Regions from separate parts of the Homo sapiens genome. Here region 2 is linked to region 1. Evidence: read pairs that join two places in POLR2A ChIA-PET (ENCODE). Cell type or tissue: MCF 10A. All regions are shown on one strand. Links, peaks and the distances in the headings refer to the core of each region. The heading gives the core; the rest is flanking DNA.

Region 1 (5,588 bases), core at 617-4,616:
AAAAAAAAAAAGATAAATAATCTAAGGTTTCACCTTAAGCAGGTAGGAAAAGTGAATCAATGCCGGGCGCGGTGGCTCATGCCTGTAATCCCAGCACTTTAGGAGGCCGAGGCAGGCGGATCGTGAGGTCATGAGATCGAGACCATCCTGGCTAACGCGGTGAAACCCCGTCTCTACTAAAAATACAAAAAATTAGCTGGGCGTGGTGGTGGGCACCTGTAGTCCCAGCTACTTGGGAGGCTGAGGCAGGAGAATGGCGTGAACCCAGGAGGCGGAGCTTGCAGTGAATCAAGATCGTGCCACTGCACTCCAGCCTGGGCGACAGAGCAAGACTCCATTTCAAAAAAAAAAAAAAAAAAAACAAAAGAAAAAGATAAAGTGAATCAAATAAAACCCACAGTAAGTGGAAGGTAGAAAATTAAGAGGAGGTCAACGCACTTTACACAGACTACTGACAGACACAAATCAACAGAGCCCAAAGTTAGTTATGAGAAGGTTAATAAACTTGGTAAATCCCTAGCAAGCCTGATCAAGAAAAATACTAGAGAAAACACAAATTCTCAAAAACCAGAACAAAAGAGGGGGCATCACTACAGATCTTACAGGCAGGAGAGGGGATTAATAACCGAAACCTTCCCACAAAGAAAATCCTGTGCTCCGAGGGCAGCACTGGCAAATCCTAACAAATATCTAAGGAAGAAACAATAACAAGCTTTCACAAACTCTTTTTTTTTTTTTGAGACAGAGTCTCACTCTGTCTCCCAGGCTGGAGTGCAGTGGCGCAATCTCAGCTTACTGCAAGCTCCGCCTCCGGGGTTCACGCCATTCTCCTGCCTCAGCCTCCCGAGTAGCTGGGACTACAGGCACCCGCCATCCCACCTGGCTAATTTTTTGTATTTTTAGTAGAGACGGGGTTTCACCATGTTAGCCAGAATGGTCTTGATCTCCTGACCTTGTGATCTGCCCACCTCAGCCTCCCAAAGTGCTGGGATTACAGGCATGAGCCACCGCGCCCGGCCCACAAACTCTTTCTGAAAACAGAAGAGGAGGGAATACTTCCCCACCCATTTTATAAAACCAACATAACCCTGCCACACAACCTGCCATAGGCATTATACGAAAATTACAGACCAGTACCTCTAATGGACATCAACACAAAATACCCCTAACAACAATATTACCACATCAGTCCCTCAACACAGGAAAAAGGATCACACACTTGGAATAAATGAGGATTAGGCTGGTTCAACATTCAAAACAGTCAATCAGTGTGGTCCAGTACATTGAGACTGTCTCAAAAAAAAATAAAATAAAATAAAATAAATATAAAATAAAATTTAAAAATTAAATAAAAAAATAAATAAAATAAAATAAAATAAAATAAAATGGATCCTGGCCCTAAACGCAAAAGCCTACACTGGGAAGCATCCAAAAGAAAACACAGGAACTGGCCCAGCGCGGCGGCTCACGCCTGTAATCCCAGCACTTTGGGAGGCTAAGGCTGGTGGATCACCTGGGATCAGGAGTTCGAGACCAGCCTTGCCAACATGGTGAAACCCCATCTCTGATGAAAATACAAAAAATGAGCCGGGCATGGTGATGGATTCCTGTAATCCCAGATACTCAGGAGGCTGAGGCAGGAGAATTGCTTGAACCCAAGAGGTGGAGGTTGCAGTGAACCAAGATCACGCCACTGCACCCCAGCCTGGGTGACACAGCAAAGCTCCACCTCAAAAAAAAAAAGAAAAAAGAAAAGAAAAAGAAAACACAGGAACTTCCACAGTGAATTCCTAATTTACAAAAAATAAAAGAAAACACGGAAGAAATCTCCAGAAATTTGGTCAAAGGATGACTTCTTAGGATGCCAAAAACCCTAAACCATAAAAGAAAAACACATACGAATGGACATCATAAAAATTAATTTCCACTTATCAAACCACAATGATGGAGGCCGGACGCAGTGACTCAGTCCGTCATCCCAGCACTTTGGGAGGCAGGTGGATCACCTGAGGTCAGGCACTGGGGACCAGCCTGGCCAACATAGTGAAAACAGGTGGATCACTTGAGGTCAGGCGTTGGGGACCAGCCTGGCCAACATGGTGAAACCCCATCTGTACTAAAAATACAAAAATTAGGCCAGGCACGGTGGCTCACGCCTGTAATCCCACCACTTTGGGAGGCTGAGGTGGGTGGATCAATTGAGGTCAGGAGTTCAAGACCAGCCTGGCCAACATGGTGAAACCCCATCTCTGCTAAAGATATAAAAAATTAGCTGGGTGTGGTGGTGCGTGCCTGTAATCCCAGGTACTGGGGAGGCTGAGGCAGGAGAATCACTTGAACCCTTGAGGCGGAGGTTGCAGTGAACCAAGATCACGCCACCGCACTCCAGCCTAGGTGACAGGGTGAGACTCTGTCTCAGAGAAAAAAAAATTTAGCCAGGCGTGGTGGCGGGCGCCTGTAGTCCCAGCTACTCAGGAGGCTGAGGCAGGAGAATGGTTTGAACCTGGGAGGCAGAGGTTGCAGTGAGCTGAGATCGCGCCATTGCACTCCAGCCTGGGTGACAGAGCGAGACTCCGTCTCAAACACACAAACAAACAGAAACTGTGGTGATGAAGGCAGGCAGGTGTTGCCAGAGGTTGGGGGTAGCCACCAAGGTCGGGGATTCACAGGTTTGGAGTGATGGGGCTGATGGGTCGACTATGGTGGCAACAGAACCACACCCCCACGTACACATGGCTTTTACTGTGTGATAACTTAGAAAAAAGCAAACCATGGACCCGGGCTCAGGTGCCCCCCACCCACTGTCAGGGCCAATCTGATCCGGCCCCCACCTGGCTGGAGAGACTTCCCACCAGACTCTCACCCTCTCTCTGGTCCCCAGTGTCCTCATCGGGGAGAGGCAGGAAAGCCCCACCCACCCTCCACTCCTCACTCTGTTGGCCTCTGGGCAGACGAGGCTCCTGCTGGCTGGGGGCCAGGCCAGGCCAGCTGGGGCCAAAGTCCAGGAGCCAGGCTGAGAGGCCCCAGGCTCCTCCCGAAGAGGGCAGAGTCCCTGAGAAAGGTGGTGGAGCTGCCCAGGAAGAGGGGACTAAAGTGAACTCGGCCACTGCTCTGTGCCTTCCCCTGGACACTGAGCTGGCCGAAGTCACCAGCCTGGCTGTATGCAGGGTCTAGCTGCCCAGGCTGCTGGGAGGGCCCTGGTCACCCAAAACAGCCCGATTCAAGAGCTCAGGGACTCCTGATGGCTCTTTGGACCCATTGTACAGACGAGGAAACTGAGGCTCAAAGAGTAGTGACCTGTCTCACCTCTGCAGGTGTGGAGGACAGCAAGGGGGAACCAGGGGGCATTTTGGGCCCCCAGCCAGGGCTGTTTGTGGCAGAAAGGACTGGTCCTGCAGGAGGACCCAGCTCCAGGCTCCCTCACCCTCCCTCCTTTTCCTAGTCCTGTAGGCTTGGACCACAACCGGAAGCCCAGCTCGCACCCAGGCTTGGACGACAACCGGGAGCCCAGCTCGCACCCAGGCTTGGACGACAACCGGGAGCCCAGCTCGCACCCAGGCTTGGACGACAACCGGGAGCCCAGCTCGCACCCAGGCTTGGACCACAACCGGGAGCCCAGCTCGCACCCAGGCTTGGACCACAACCGGGAGCCCAGCTCGTACCCAGGCGCAGGGGCCTTTTTTTTTTTCCTTTTGAGATGGAGTCTCGCCCTGTCCCCCAGGCTGGAGTGCAGTGGCGCAATCCCGGCTCACTGCAACCTCCATTTCCCGGGTTCTAGTGATTCTCCTGTCTCAGCTTCCCAAGTAGCTGGGACTACAGGCTCCCACCACCACGTCCAGCTAAGTTTTGTAGTTTTAGTAGAGATGGGGTTTCACCATGTTGGTCAGGCTGGTCTCGAACTCCTGACGTCAGGTGATCCACCCGCCTCGGCCTCCCAAAGTGCTGGGATTACAGGTATGAACAACCGCGCCTGGTCCCTTTTTTTTTTCTCTTTTTTGAGATGGAGTCTCGCTCTGTTGCCCATGCTGGAGTGCAGTGGTGTGATCTCGGCTCACTGCAACCTCCGCCTCCTGGGTTCCAGTGATTCTCCTGCCTCAGCCTCCCGAGTAGCTGGGATTATAGGTATGCACCACGACGCCTGGCTAATTTTGTATTTTCAGTAGACATGAGGTTTTGCCATGTTGGTCAGGCTGGTCTCAAACTCCTAACCTCAGATGATCCACTCACCTCAGCCTCCCAAAGTGCTGGGATTACAGGCGTGAGCCACCGCGCCTGGCCTAAGACTCTGTTGCCCAGGCTGCTGGAGGGCCGTGGTGGGATCCTCCTGCCTGAGCCTCCCAAGTAGCTGGACTACGAGCTCACACTACCAGGCCTGGCTAGGAGGGGGGAGGATTGCTTGAGCCTAGGAGTTTGAGACCAGCCTGGGCAACATAGGGAGACTTCCATCTCCACAAAAAAATAAAATAATTAGATGGGCATGGTGGGGCCAGCCTGTAGGCCCAGCTACTGGGGAGGCTGAGGTGAGGGGATCACTTGAGTCCAGGAGGCGGAGGCTGTAGTGAGCCAAGATCGCACCACTGCACTCCAGCCTGGGCACCTGGGTGACAGAGCTAGACCCTGTCTCAAAATGAAAGAAAGAAAAGAAAAGAGAGAGACAGAGAGAGAGAGAAAGAAAGGAAGAAAAAAAGACACACACACACACACACACACGCACGCACGCACACACGCACACACGCACACAAAACCCCCCAAAAAAACATTTCCTGAGTTCTCCGTGTCAATGAAACTGACCTAGGAGAACAGAAAAGCCCTCAGGGCTGGCGGCTGGTCCGGCGCGTGCAGGCAGCCCCGTCTGAGCCCTGAGAAGCAGCCCGGGCCTCCCTGAATCCCCCATCAAGGGCGTCTTTGTTCTGCCTGCTCCCTCCCGATACAGTTCCTCGTTTTGGGGCCAGGATGATCATCTCCTCCAGGGGCTCTTCCCATCCAGGGCTGGGCAGCAGCCACAGTGTTTTCCCGGCACACCCTGGGCTGCCTCACCCCCCAGGCCGCGAGTTCCCAGGACTGGAACCAGAGGGGCGCTTTCCCCGGCCCCGTGGCTGAGCCCGGGACAGTGTGGGCAGTTCTGGCTCTGGCCTCCCCCGGCCCCGTGGGTGTCAGAAGCTGGGCTGACCACTCTCCCTGGAGCTTTCCTCCCTTCCTCCCTTCCTCCCTTTCTCTCTTTCTCTCTTTCTCTCTTTCGTTTTGAGACAGGGTCTAGCTCTGTCACCCAGGTGCCCAGGCTGGAGTGCAGTGGTGCGATCTTGGCTCACTACAGCCTCCGCCTCCCGGGCTCAAGTGACCCCCTCGCCTCAGCCTCCCCAGTAGCAGGGCCTACAGGCCGGCACCACCATGCCCGTCTAATTATTTTATTTTTTGTGGAGACGAGAACCTGAGGACAGCCATGTCCTGAGGGTGCTCCCTGGGGGCGGAGCCTACCTGGGGGCGGGGCCTTACCTGGACGTGGTACTGCGAGGTCTCGTGCATGATGACGTTGGAGTTGGAATACTTCTTCCTCTGCTCTGAACCGGGAGACACCAGTCACTCCCCCG
Region 2 (4,794 bases), core at 1-4,000, 77 kb before region 1:
AGCCCTCAGTGGAGGCTCCAGCTGCCCCTCGGCCCACGGCCACCCAGCTGACCCGCGACCTGCTGCGGAGCCGTGGCATTGCCGGTCTCTACAAGGGACTCGGGGCCACGCTGCTCAGGTAGGAGGCACAGGGCAGGTGGGGGGAGGGAAGGGGGAGGCCGGCCTGCCCACCCCACCACCTCCTGTCCCCACGGCCACCTCCCTCCCCACAGGGATGTCCCCTTCTCTGTGGTGTACTTCCCGCTCTTTGCCAACCTGAACCAGCTGGGCCGCCCGGCGTCCGAGGAGAAGTCGCCTTTCTACGTGTCCTTCCTGGCCGGCTGTGTGGCTGGGAGTGCCGCCGCTGTGGCCGTCAACCCCTGTGATGGTCAGTGCATGGGATGGCGCCCGGCTGGGGATGGGGCGGGACTGAGCCCTTGGCCAGGCTCACACTGACCCGAGCGCCCCTTGCAGTGGTGAAGACGCGGCTCCAGTCACTTCAGCGAGGCGTCAACGAGGACACCTACTCTGGGATCCTGGACTGTGCCAGGTGGGGAGGTCCCACGGCGGGTGGGGCCTGGGGGCCTGCGTACCGGGCTGACCCTTTCGTCCTTCCTCCACAGGAAGATCCTGCGGCACGAGGGCCCCTCGGCCTTCCTGAAGGGCGCCTACTGCCGCGCGCTGGTCATCGCGCCCCTTTTCGGCATCGCACAGGTGGTCTACTTCCTGGGCATCGCGGAGTCCCTGCTGGGGCTGCTGCAGGACCCCCAGGCCTGAGCCCAGCACCCGCTCCACCCCAGCCAGCTGGGCAGGGCCGGTGTGGGGCTGGAGCCAGGCAGCTAGCCCAGGACGGAGCAAGGGAAGACCCCTCCCCAGCCCTCCCGTCGGCAGGGGCAGCAGGGGGCAGGGTGCAGGGTCCACATAGGTGGTGCACACGCAAGCCCCCCGGGGTGCTGCCTGCACCGTTGGGATCAATGTCTCATTTATGTAGAAAATGCAGAAATCTTTACATTCCTCAAGCTAGCCCCTGCCCCAATCCTGCCCTGGCCTGAACACCCCCAGGGACAGAGCTGGTCTCTGGGCTGGGGGCCCCCGGGCCTGGGCCGGGCAGGCTGGACCATACCCCCAGTCCACCAGCTCCAGTCTCCACAGCCATCCTGGCCCACACAGGCACCCCACACAAACCTATTTATTGAATCTGCTGGACCCAAGCGGCTCTCCAGCCCTTCCGTCCTTCCCCAGCCGCTCTTGTCGCCTTGGCAGGACTTGACTCTGCCTCCCTGGCCAGCCTTGCAAGAGGACTGGGGTCTCCTGCCCTCTCTGTTGAGCCAGGAATCCCAAGTGAGGGGTTGCCCTGAGGTCTGACTCTTGGGGCAAGCCCGCCACCCACTGTGGGACTTTCTGGTGGGCTCCTCAGCTCCCACCCCAGGCTGGGGCCCAGATTGTGAGGTCTGTGTGCATGTGTGTGTGTATGTGTGTGTGCATGCGTGTGTGTGTTGTGGGGATCTGGCCTGGCCCTTGGGGATGGGGCTGCTGGGGACTGCCCCCCTTCCCGCCGTGGCCAGGCGCTCTGTGTGCTGTGTGTGCCCCAGGCTCTGTTGACCCCGTCCAGGAACTAACTTACCCAGCTTGGTCTCTCCTGAGTCCTCCACCCTGGCCTGGGATTGGCCAGGGAGCAGGGCGGGCATTGGGACCAGTGTGGAGCCTGAGGGTGCCTGCCCTGCTCTGGAGGGAGGGCCAGGAGCTGCCACACCCCCAAGTCCTCTCAGGGCCCACCCTCCTTTTTCAGCCTCTGCATAAGGCCCCTGGGTACACTGCAGAAGCCCCATCCTTCCCGCCTCCGGGCATAAGGCCCCTGACCACACTTCAGAAGCCCCATCCCCCCTGCCACCGGGCGATCCCTGCTGTGAGCCGAAGCTCTCCCTGCCCCGCCCTGGCCATGTGATCGTGTTGGTGACAGACCCTGATGTGCTGGTGCTGTGTCCCCAAAACCGGGGCCCTCCACAGAGGCCCCTTCCCAGCGACACTACCTGGGGCTCAGGCCTGGACCCCCCCAGTTCACGGTTGCTCCTGGGAGCTGCCCCTCCCGTCACATCAGAACCTTGGAAGCTGCTGCTGCTGCTTACAGAATTATATTTTTTTCTTTTGAAGAGTTTTAAGAAGTTGTAACTTTTTGTGTCTTGTCATGTCAGAGAATAAATAAATATTCTAAGTAGATGCTGCTGTCTGTCTGGGGGTCTGTTTGGGGGCGGGGGAGGGCAGTCCCCTCTTCCCATAACTGGCTCCCTTCAGACTGCAGGGCTAGGCCTGCGCACCCACCCACCGACCCCTCACCCACCGACCCGTCACCCACCGACCAAGGGGCACCCTGGCCTAGAGGGGATGCTGAGCGGGACCCGCCTCCTGCCTCTGGCAGTCCCAGATGGGACTTGGACCCCGCAGTTGCTCTCTCGGACCCTAAGTTTCTACCCCTGGATCTAAGGCGGAGCTGGGTTTGCGGATCCCACGGTTCCCGGCGGGGCGGGGCCCGGTCGCCCCTCCCCCTCCCCGCCCTCCTGCGCCGGGAGCAGTGCATTGTGGGAAACTCCCGAGCTCTCCTCCGCGTTCGCAGCCGCCGTCATCCCGCGGAGGAGCGCGCAGCCCCGGGGAGGCCGGAGGACGCGTAAGGCGGGGGGCTCCCGGCGGGCGGGGCGGGCGGGGCGGGCGCGGCGTCCTGCGGGGCGAGGAGGCGGCTCCGGGCCTTGAAGGTCACTGGGTTTGCGCGCGGGCCCCCCAGTTCTCCAGGGCTCAGTTGATCCCGGGAGAGGGAGGCGGCGGCCGGGATGTAAGTGCCACAAATAGCGAGGTTGGGGGGGCAGACCACCTGCTCTTTGCAAACTTGATGCCCAGCAGCTGAGCCCCCCGAGAACTGCAGGGGTGAAGGGACGGCTGGGCTTCCCTGGGAGGTGGCAGCAGCTGGGCCTCTTCTGGAGACGCCCTCATCATGCTGTGACCTTCGGGTGACCTTCAGTGTGGTCAATGCACCTGGCGGGGGGTGGGGAACGTGCCTCCCTTTCTCTGCAGGTCTGGAGGGCATTTCTCATCCTTCCCTGGGAGAGGCAGACAGGCGGCCTCTGGGGCTTTGGGGCAAGACCCACTCAGGTTCAGGGCGGCTGGGCCCCCAGGGCCCTTCCCACCTCTGCCTCGGTCATTGAGAATCTGGGCACCGCCTTTCCCACAGCCCAGAACCCTGTCCTCCGCCCTGACCCGCGGGCCAAGTGCAGCATGTGCCCACCCTGTTTAACGCCAGGAACCCTCTGCCCACAGAGACAGCACAGCCTTGGGCTGGGCGAGGACTCCCTGCTCCAGGGCTGGAGGCAGGCACGGCCCATGCTGAGGAGGGGGCCCCAGAGGCTGGGGAGGGGCAGACGGCCCTTGGAAGCACAGCCCCACGCTGACTTCCTGGAGAGACACCCCAGTTTTCTCAAGTCTGGGTTCTTGTGGGCCCACCCACCCTGATGGCTGCCTGAGATCCCAGCTCCTGCCCCTCCCCGCCCTCCTCCCCCTGGGACCCTGGCCAGGTCACAGCCTCCGTGCTTTAGTGTCCATCTCTGCAAAGCAGGAATGCTCTCCTGAGGAGGGGATGCAGTCAGCTCTCCCACTGGGGCTCCGATCACCTCCTTGGAGGGGAGAATGCTCTTCCTTCGAGTTCTCTGGGCCTGATCCTTACTTCCCCACCAAGAGCCTCCTGCCCCCGGCTGGTGGGAGGATGTGGCATTTGCATGGGCCATTTTATGGAGCACAGTGGGGTCCCCTACCTCCTCCCACCTGTGCGTGGCCCTTGCCTCTGCGGCTGGAGGGGCCCCTTGAGGAGTGGTCATGGACAGATGGAGTCCAGGCCGTGAAAGAGAAGTGTCAGAGGCCCACGGGAGGCCCCTGAGCTGGGGCTCCAGAGAGTCCAGAGAACTGGGCAGGGGCTGCCTGGGGACCAGGTGGTCGGGGCAGCACAGGGGGGACTGGACCCGCGCGCAGCCTCCCTTGTGTCTCCCTCCAGGCCCATAGAATGCCCAGGGGCGACAAACTGTCCTGAGCCCCTCTGGTGCAGCCACCTGCCTGTCCCATACGCCCCGCCCACCATGGAGTCCAGAGGGAAGTCAGCCAGCAGCCCCAAGCCCGACACCAAGGTGCCCCAGGTCACCACCGAGGCCAAGGTACCCCCGGCAGCCGATGGGAAAGCCCCCTTGACCAAGCCCTCGAAGAAGGAGGCCCCGGCCGAGAAGCAGCAGCCGCCAGCAGCCCCCACCACGGCACCTGCCAAGAAGACCTCGGCCAAGGCCGACCCTGCCCTTCTCAACAACCACAGCAACCTGAAGCCAGCCCCCACGGTCCCCAGCAGTCCCGATGCAACCCCGGAGCCCAAGGGTCCTGGGGACGGGGCGGAGGAAGATGAGGCTGCCAGTGGGGGGCCTGGGGGCCGAGGTCCCTGGTCCTGTGAGAACTTCAACCCCCTGCTGGTGGCTGGGGGTGTGGCCGTGGCAGCCATAGCCCTGATTCTCGGTGTGGCCTTCCTGGTCCGGAAAAAATAATACCTGGGGGCCAGGCGGGGGGCACGGAGCCACTTCCTGTACAGACCCGAGGAAGCCAGTGCATGCAGAGTTCACCCTTACCTATTCGTACACACGCACATTCATTACACACCTACATACGCCCCCAACACACGCGCACGGTGAAGAGGACGCCCGAGCCCACCCCTGCTGACCCAGGACTTCCCCAACCTCCAGGGCAGAAAGAGCCCAGGCTCCGGGGTCCACAGCACAGGATGTGGGGCGAGGGCAC

Evidence for each region. ChIA-PET counts read pairs that join two places held together with the same protein. Peaks named below come from ENCODE experiments on the same cell type or tissue, not always from the same donor. Only the 100,000 strongest peaks of a DNase experiment are listed, where the experiment ranks them.
Region 2: POLR2A ChIA-PET joins it to region 1 with 5 read pairs; 10 of 35 experiments call an interaction of 5 or more read pairs at or near these places.

What each region holds. Positions count from the first base shown.
Region 1 is chr11:710,392-715,979 of GRCh38, reverse strand. EPS8L2 (EPS8 signaling adaptor L2) reads right to left here. Exons shown (of 21, transcript NM_022772.4): 4 at 5,494-5,558. Among named protein-coding and RNA genes, the nearest start is that of EPS8L2, 7.0 kb to the right of the region's middle. RefSeq lists an enhancer at 5,344-5,588. In MCF 10A, for the core only: no CTCF peak of the experiment used is centred there; a DNase peak (open chromatin) is centred at 2,969.
Region 2 is chr11:787,877-792,670 of GRCh38, reverse strand. CEND1 (cell cycle exit and neuronal differentiation 1) reads left to right here and starts at 2,581. Exons shown (of 2, transcript NM_016564.4): 1 at 2,581-2,641; 2 at 4,013-4,794. The coding sequence starts at 4,095. The coding sequence ends at 4,544. It overlaps SLC25A22 (solute carrier family 25 member 22), which reads left to right. Exons shown (of 10, transcript NM_001191061.2): 7 at 1-118; 8 at 213-367; 9 at 454-529; 10 at 603-2,196. The coding sequence ends at 756. RefSeq lists a silencer at 2,441-2,670. In MCF 10A, for the core only: no CTCF peak of the experiment used is centred there; no DNase peak of the experiment used is centred there.